2 separate regions of the Homo sapiens genome follow, and region 2 is linked to region 1. Evidence: chromatin contacts called from ENCODE Hi-C data. All regions are on one chromosome and are shown on one strand. The core of a region is the stretch at or near the end of the contact, and the rest is flanking DNA. Distances in the headings are between cores, read along the strand shown.

Region 1 (3,617 bases), core at 598-3,097:
CAGGTACAGAGAATTATGGAATGGGCTCATCTCTTCTCACTGTCTTCCTTCACTGACTCCATGCCCCTACCATGAAGAAGCCCAACCTAAACACAAAACCATTAGGATGAGAGCCAGCCTTCCCCCTCAGGCCGCTCTCCCCTCAAACCGCAGCATTTCAAGAATAAAATGCATGTGAATGTATTAAAATCAAAATAGGCGCACTTGAGGTAACAATACCCACAACAGAAAACTCAAGTGCAATCTGGTACACATAATTCTTCCTTTTGAGACATGGGGGTGGGGGAAGAGTTTCCTGTAAAAGTCCGCTTTTTCAATCTGCTTAAGAGATAAGGAATACAATTCTGGAGATACTTCTTAATTCCTTGCTTTTAAGCTTTCCTTTTGTTTTCTGGTACTGTCCTCCACCTTCCTTTTCAAGCCAGTCTGTGCTTCTGAAATGCAGATCTCCGGATAATTAGTCCATGATGGGCAATAACCAGCCCGGACATCCTTGAGAAGTACATCGACAGTAAAGGACCCCTGCTGGGAAGAACAACTTTTCATAAAGGAGTTGCTAATTACCAGCATCTCCATCCCAGAAGGGTTAAGAGCCTCGCAGCAGCACAACCGCTACCTCTCGCCTTTTAACGCCAATTCTTTCGGAACTGGTGTGAACGTGGAGTGGGAGGAGAGGGGGAAAGGGACGCACTCAACCCCGTCAGACTAAGAAATCAGGCGATCTATATATCCCCAAGTTCACCACGCCAGCCAAAGGAGGCATCTCATGCCAAGGGAGGCAGCTCAAGAAGCCATTTCCAGGAAAGCTGCATTACAAAATGTAATTTATCAGAACGAGTCTCCTCCGAGTCTCCTGACGGCCAGGCCCGGCGGCTTCGGGAGGGGGGGGAGTTGCTGGGGAGAGTTTACCTTAGAAGGCGACAACGAACAGACAGGCCTTTCAAAGCCACCCAGGGCTCTGCCCCGAGGCCCGAGGCTGCGTGGAGGGGCTGGAGAGGCGCGAGGCTGCGAGCCCCCCGGCGCCACAGGTTCCCCGGCGCGCGGCCCCGCCCGACTGCCACAGGTGGGCGGCGCTCCGCCTCTGGGCTCCCGCGGGAGGGGGCGCGCGGCTCTCTAGGGACTCGGGGGAGGGGGCCAGGGCTAAGGGGTACGGGGACGGCTCTGCCTTAAGGAGGGCAGCGTGAGACGGAAGCTCCGGGTTTTCCCTGCCTAGTTCTCGTTCCCTCGGCCGGGTGGCTCGGGCTATTCCTCGCGACAGGAGGAGCGGTGGAGAGGAGCCGTGGGCACCTCCCACCGGCCGCCCCTGGAGCCTCGGCCTCCTCCCCAGGCGCGGTTAAGCCGCGCGGCCGCCAGCTGCATGCGCCCCGGCACGTACGAGCCTGCACGACCACACGCGGGCGGGGGAAGGGCGCCGTGATCCGGGAGCCCCAGTCCCTCCAGGGCCTCACCCCAGCCCAACGCGGCTCGCCCCCGGCCCTCGTCCCCGCAGCCCCTCACCGGTGCTGGCCTTGATGTTCTCCCGCAAGAAGTGGCCGCTGGAGAGATGCTGGAGACCAAAGTTCTGGGCGATCCTCTGGCACACGGTGCCCTTGCCCGAGCCGGGCGGCCCGAGGATGACCGCGCGCAGGAGTTTGGAAGCCATTGCCTTCGCGAGGAGGGGGGCGGTCAAACGCGCAGCCCCGACCGCGGCCCCGGAGGAAGCCCCGGGAACTTTGTTTCTCGGCCCCCTACCTCTGGCACCCTCCGCTCTCACTGGGACTCGCCGGCCGCCCCTACAGGGGGAAGGAGAGACTTTTAAGACAACCCCTCCCCTCAGCCCAGCGCCGGGACCGAGTAGCAGGCGGACTGAGCGCCACGCTACACCTCCCCGCCCTTCTCCACCTCCTCGCCCTCCTCCACCTCCTCGCCCCCACGCAAAGCTGCTGAAGCGCGCCGTGCCCCGCCCTGCCGACTCGGCCTCCAGGGGTCAGAGGTCGGCCCGGCCAGTCCCACCTTCATCCTTAACTCCAGCTCGCTCCCCACGCCGCGTCCGAGAAGGGGGCCGGGCGGCCAGGCATCCCCAAGCCAGTCTCCGCCGAGCCGGGGAAGCTGGCACAAGCGGGGGTGACTCAAAGCCAGCCCCCGCCGCCCCACGCACCGGGCGGCCTAGGGGCTGAGCCCCTGCCCGGTCCTCGCACGTGGGCAACGTGTGGTCTGCGTCTCGTCCCCTCCCCGGCGGCTGTCACATCCCCCGGAGTCTCAGCTGCCGCCGCTGCCCGCCGCCCGCGCGCGCTCGGAGGGGCCCACCTCCGCCCGGGGTTGGCGGATGCGCTCCCCGGCCATGGGGCGCGCGACGAGCCCGAGCCCCGCGCCTCGCCACCAAAAGCAATCAAATAAACACACACCTTGGCTGGAGGCAGCACTCCGAGAGGCTTCCAGCCCGGATCCTGCAGGGCGGCGCCGCCTCCGCCCGCCCAGTCGCGGAGCCCCGGCCGGCCGCGCGGGACTCGCGCCTTACGTAAGCCCGGGAGACCGGCTCCGCGCGAGCCGCTGGCCGCCGCCCCCTCCCCTCCACTCCACTCCACTCCCACCCAGCCTGCCTGGCCCACGTGCTCCCTGCGACCCAGCGAGGGCTGCGGGGGCGAAGCGAGGTGCAGACCACGCGAGGTAGAGAAACCCCTTTTTTTCTTTCGCGGTCGCCTGGGGACCGCGGTCTACTGCAAGGGAAGGGAAAAATACAACTTGTTGAGCGCCTACTGTGCGCCAAGTTTGCGGCTAGGTGATTTCATTGTGTTTACAGCCGAGGAATGGAGCGTGACCATTCATTCATTGATTCATTCTGCAAATGTTTATTGAGTGCCTACTGTGTGCCAGAAACTATTCTAGGCGCTTAGGATCTAGCCGTGAACAACAGATCGAATCCTGCTCTCAAGAAATTGCGTCCTAGCGGGAGGCTGGAACCCAAGACTGACTGACTCCAAAGTCTAGGCGCCTTAGGGAACAGGGAAGAAGGGGATGTCCCTCACCTGTGTTCAGGACCTTCTTGGTAAATGATTCCAGGACTTCCATGCGCATTATGCTGGTGCTGCACCTATAACTCACCAAGTCCAAATGGAGTCTGTCTTCCCCCACTCCACCCTCCCCTGCATATCCCAATCCACATTCTGTTAGATCTGTGCCCACCTTACACACAGCCTTTAATTTCCCACCCCAACTAGTGGGATAAGTGCCCATAAGACTCCAGTTTCTGTGCCATTCCATTTTCCGTGCAGCTGCCAGGAATACTGATAAAGTGAAAATCAATATTTATTATTTCCCGGCCTCAGATATTGTCTTCCCTTCAGGATAAAGTGAAAAATCTTCAGCAGGGGCGCAGAGATGCCTTCCGTACACCTTTGCATTCTGCAGGCCCCCTCCTCTGCCTTCCTTCCACAGGCCACCTGCCTTCAGGAAATCTGTTGCAGAGTTCCCAGCACCAATACCCAGGACTCAGAGAAGGTGAGGGACACAAGTAGTGGGATGGTGTGGAGAAGAACCCCCTCTCAGCTCTTTGATTGGGGTTGGTGGAGGGCAGGGCCTGGCATAGTTTCCTGACACCCAGCGCCTCTCCCCACTGCTTACTCCACGCACAAAATTGG
Region 2 (3,617 bases), core at 477-2,976, 1.3 Mb before region 1:
ACCATATAACTCCCTCCTCTGCTCACTTGCTTACTGCTACGGCTGCCTGCTCAGGTTGTAGTTCATTGCTTCTGTTATTATTTACTTAACTCTTAGAGCCTCAGAAGTTTTCCCTCACTTTTTAATAAGTGTAACAATGCATTAAAATTATGTTTATTGTGTGTGTGTGTAATTCATCATTGGATTATAGGTCATTGGATTATAGGTCAGATACTTTTTGAGCCCTGAACATCATAGGCTGTCCTTTTCAAGACATCATATAATGTCCTATTCCATCATAAGAATCTTTCTCCAAAATTCCATGAGAATGACCTGAATCTTGATGTCTCATTCTCCAAGACTCAAGAAAGCACATATATTTGCATTCTCAGACTGATAGCAACTGAATGGTTATCATTCAAGGAGAACTTGTGAAAGCCTCCCCTTCCCCAGAAATGTCCACATCAGGAGCTTGGCGTTTAAGAGGTCTCTATGTTCTGGTATCTGAGCTGTCTGAGGGTCACTTTGGATTACAGATTCAGGAGTGAGAGGGACCTGGTAGTGAAGACCGCAGACTAGAGATGCTTGTAAGAATAACAGGGGGAGAGAGATTTCTGAAATTGGTATATGGATTTTTGTAATTAACATTTGCTATATCCCCAGTGTCTAGTATAAGCTCTGACAAATCAGAGACTTTAGAATAAATCCTTGTCGGTTGAATTAAAAAAATCATGAACCCTTTTTGAGCTTTAGCGACAGTATTGCTTTCTACCACTAGATGGTGGTGTAAAACCACTTTCTCTCTCTCTCAGGCACACAAAATGGCCTTCGTTGTTTTCTGGCCTTCCAAGCAGAAGATTCATCTCCCCAGTCTCAGCTTTTCAAATAATCTCAATCTGGATATCACGCGGCCTTTTCTTTCTGAGAAAAGCTTGAAATCTTTCAGATTCATTCTTGAAAGCTGTGATTTTTCCAGCAACACGTCTACTAATATTTGATTCACACTGGGAAGATTTCTATGGCTGTGACATCCAGAATGCAGATACATCTATGGAGCATGGTTGTTGTTGTTTTGGTCAGAGGTGGCAGTGTAGATTAATTAATGGAAAGAAAAGAAACCAGAAATTGTGAGATTTGGATACCAGACTCAACATCTCTGTGCCTTTCCTCAAATTAAAAATATCCAACTTGGCCGGTGATTTTCAAATTGTTCTCTTGTTCCACAATGACCTAAGGAAACTTCAGAGACAAGTCCAGCTGACAAGGTGTGTGCATGTGTGTGCGTGCATTTGCACATGTGTGTGCACATGTGTGTTTGGTGATTGGAGCAAGTATGAAAGGTTCAGTTATGTTGATGCCCCTCCTAGCCCTCACATTTGTGGTTCTAAGTTCTTTCGTTTTCATGATTGAATTTTTCACCCTGGTCTACTTGAGTGCATACTAAGAGATGTGGGGCTCTGGACCAGCCTGAAAGGAGACCCCTGCAGTCTCTGTTCATCTCCAGCACCCTCCTCTTCTCTCTCCTGGTTCTGTCTTTCTACTGTCTTGCTGAGCTCTTGCTGCCTGGCTCAAATAACTCAACACAGCAACAAGAGGTATTTGGAGAAGGGTTGGAGAGACAGAGTTTTCATGGCAGTGCAATTAATTGAAAAAGAAAAGAGCCAGTTCTTATAATGAGCCTGAGTAAGTACATAAACAGAAACTGAATGTCAAGACTCTCAAACAGGAAAGCGTCACCCCAGCAGGCTGTGCACAGAGGCAGGAACAAAGCCCACAGAGGCAGGAACAAAGCCCACAGAGGAAGAAACAAAGCACATAGAGAAGAGGGTCGCAAAGATGGACAGGTGGGACCATGAAGTTAAACAGCTCCACGAGCATGCTTTGAGTGTCTACTATGTGCTGGGCTCTAAGGATATGGAAACAAATGTAAGGAAATCTTAGGAATTGGGAGAGAGGTTCCAAACTAGAGAGCTACCAGGCCCTATTTAAGTGCTTTGACAGTAGGAGGGACAGAGTGCCAGGAAAATTCAGAGAAAAGGTACCAAATTTAGTGTTGGTGGGTTTGGGAGACTCCCTGAAGGAACTAATGCACAGAAAAAAAAAGGAAAGGAAAAGAAAGGAAAGGAAAGGAAAGGAAAGGAAAGGAAAGGAAAGGAAAGGAAAGGAAAGGAAAGGAAAGGAAAGGGAGGGGAGGGGAGGGGAGGGGAGGGGAGGGGAGGGGAGGGGAGGGGAGGGAAGGGGAGGAGAGGGGAGGGAAGGGAGAAGGGTGGGAGGGAGGGAGAAATAAAGAGAGAAAGAAGAAAAGTTTGTATGAGCTTAAAATTGTCTCTCTAATCCTTCTCCAAATACCTCTTTCCTGATGCTGACGTGTTGACTTATTTGGGCCAGGCAGCCAGAGCTCAGGGTGACATTAGAAAGACAGCACCACGGGAGGGAATAGGAAGGTGGTGGGGGTGAGCAGAGACCTGCATTCATTCTTAGCTAAAGGGTTATCTCTTTTCAGGAGAAATTTTTATCAGACTTCTTTAATATATATTTGGTAGTTGGTTTTATACAATTATGTAGTATTAATAGCTACTCTTCGTTAAGTTCTAAGCATAGTTCTAGGCAATTTACATACAATTCCACATTTAATCCTCACAACAATCCCTTGAGCTAGGCAGTAGTATCAAGATCTTTATGTTGAAAACTGTTTTATGGAAAATTTTAAGCTCACACCAACTTTCTTTCCTTCCTTCCTTCCTTCTTTCCTTCCTTCCTTCCTTCTTTCCTTCCTTCCTTCCTTCTTTCTTCCTTTCCTTTCTTTCTCTCTCTCTCTCTTTCTTTCATCTCCATTTTACCCATCACCCAGTATGAAGAGTTATCAACTTGGAGCCAATTGTGTTTCATCTAGGCCCCCCACACTTTCAGATGTCAGTAGTATGTTAAAGCAAATTCCAGATGTCTTGTCATTTTATCTGTACATCACTCAATATGTTAATCTAAAATATAAGGATACTTCGAAAAATGTGAACACGAGTCTACTTTCAGGGAAGGTGGAGTAGCAGGGATTGAATTTATCCTCCTGCCTGAAACAACAACAATAACAACAAAAGAAAAAAAAATACGTGAAAGAGTTTTTGAAGTTTCTAGACATCAGGCAATGAGGGACAGTGACACCTGAAGCAAGCAAGTTGAAGCCATTGCCAGAGCTTATTGCCTTGAGGAAGTCCAGGTGTGACCAGGGAGGAGGAACACAAGAGGAGCCTGATGGACTTCCAGAGCAGGGCTTTGTGAAAATTAATAATTTGATTATAGAATTCAAATGGAAGTGCAAATGACTTGGAATAGCCAAAACAACTTTGAAAAAGAAGAGCAAACTTGAGCCTGGGAGGTCAAGGCTGCAGTGAGCCATGATCATGTTACTTCACTCCAGTCTGGGCAATAGAGGGAGGCCCTGTCTCAAAAATAAACAAAATTAGAAGAGCAAAGTTGGAGGAGTAGCCTTACATGATTTCAAGACATTATACAGCAAAGACATGGAACCAATGCAAAAGCCCATGAATAGTAGACTAGATAAAGAAAATGTGCTACGTACACACCATGGAATACTATGCAGACATAAGAAGAATGAGATCATGTCCTTTGCAGGAACATGG

Evidence for each region. A loop is a pair of places that touch in the nucleus more often than their neighbours do. Pooled maps may share reads with other maps.
Region 2: a pooled map shows a loop between it and region 1 (2.8-fold over the local background). The contact joins the enhancer-like site here to the promoter of AK4 in region 1. A Hi-C loop is called at or near these places in 3 of 50 pooled maps.

The regions. Positions count from the first base shown.
Region 1 is chr1:65,146,433-65,150,049 of GRCh38, reverse strand. It overlaps AK4 (adenylate kinase 4), which reads right to left and starts at 1,847. Exons shown (of 5, transcript NM_013410.4): 1 at 1,498-1,847. The coding sequence starts at 1,642. RefSeq lists enhancers at 1-598, 599-1,317 and silencers at 911-1,190, 1,251-1,550, 1,931-2,430, 2,441-2,680.
Region 2 is chr1:66,443,745-66,447,361 of GRCh38, reverse strand. No RefSeq gene overlaps it. Among named protein-coding and RNA genes, the nearest start is that of SGIP1, 89 kb to the left of the region's middle. RefSeq lists enhancers at 672-721, 732-781. Within about 2 kb of position 1,726, at least 14 of the 41 ENCODE cell types and tissues checked have a DNase peak (open chromatin) inside an H3K27ac peak, as active enhancers do.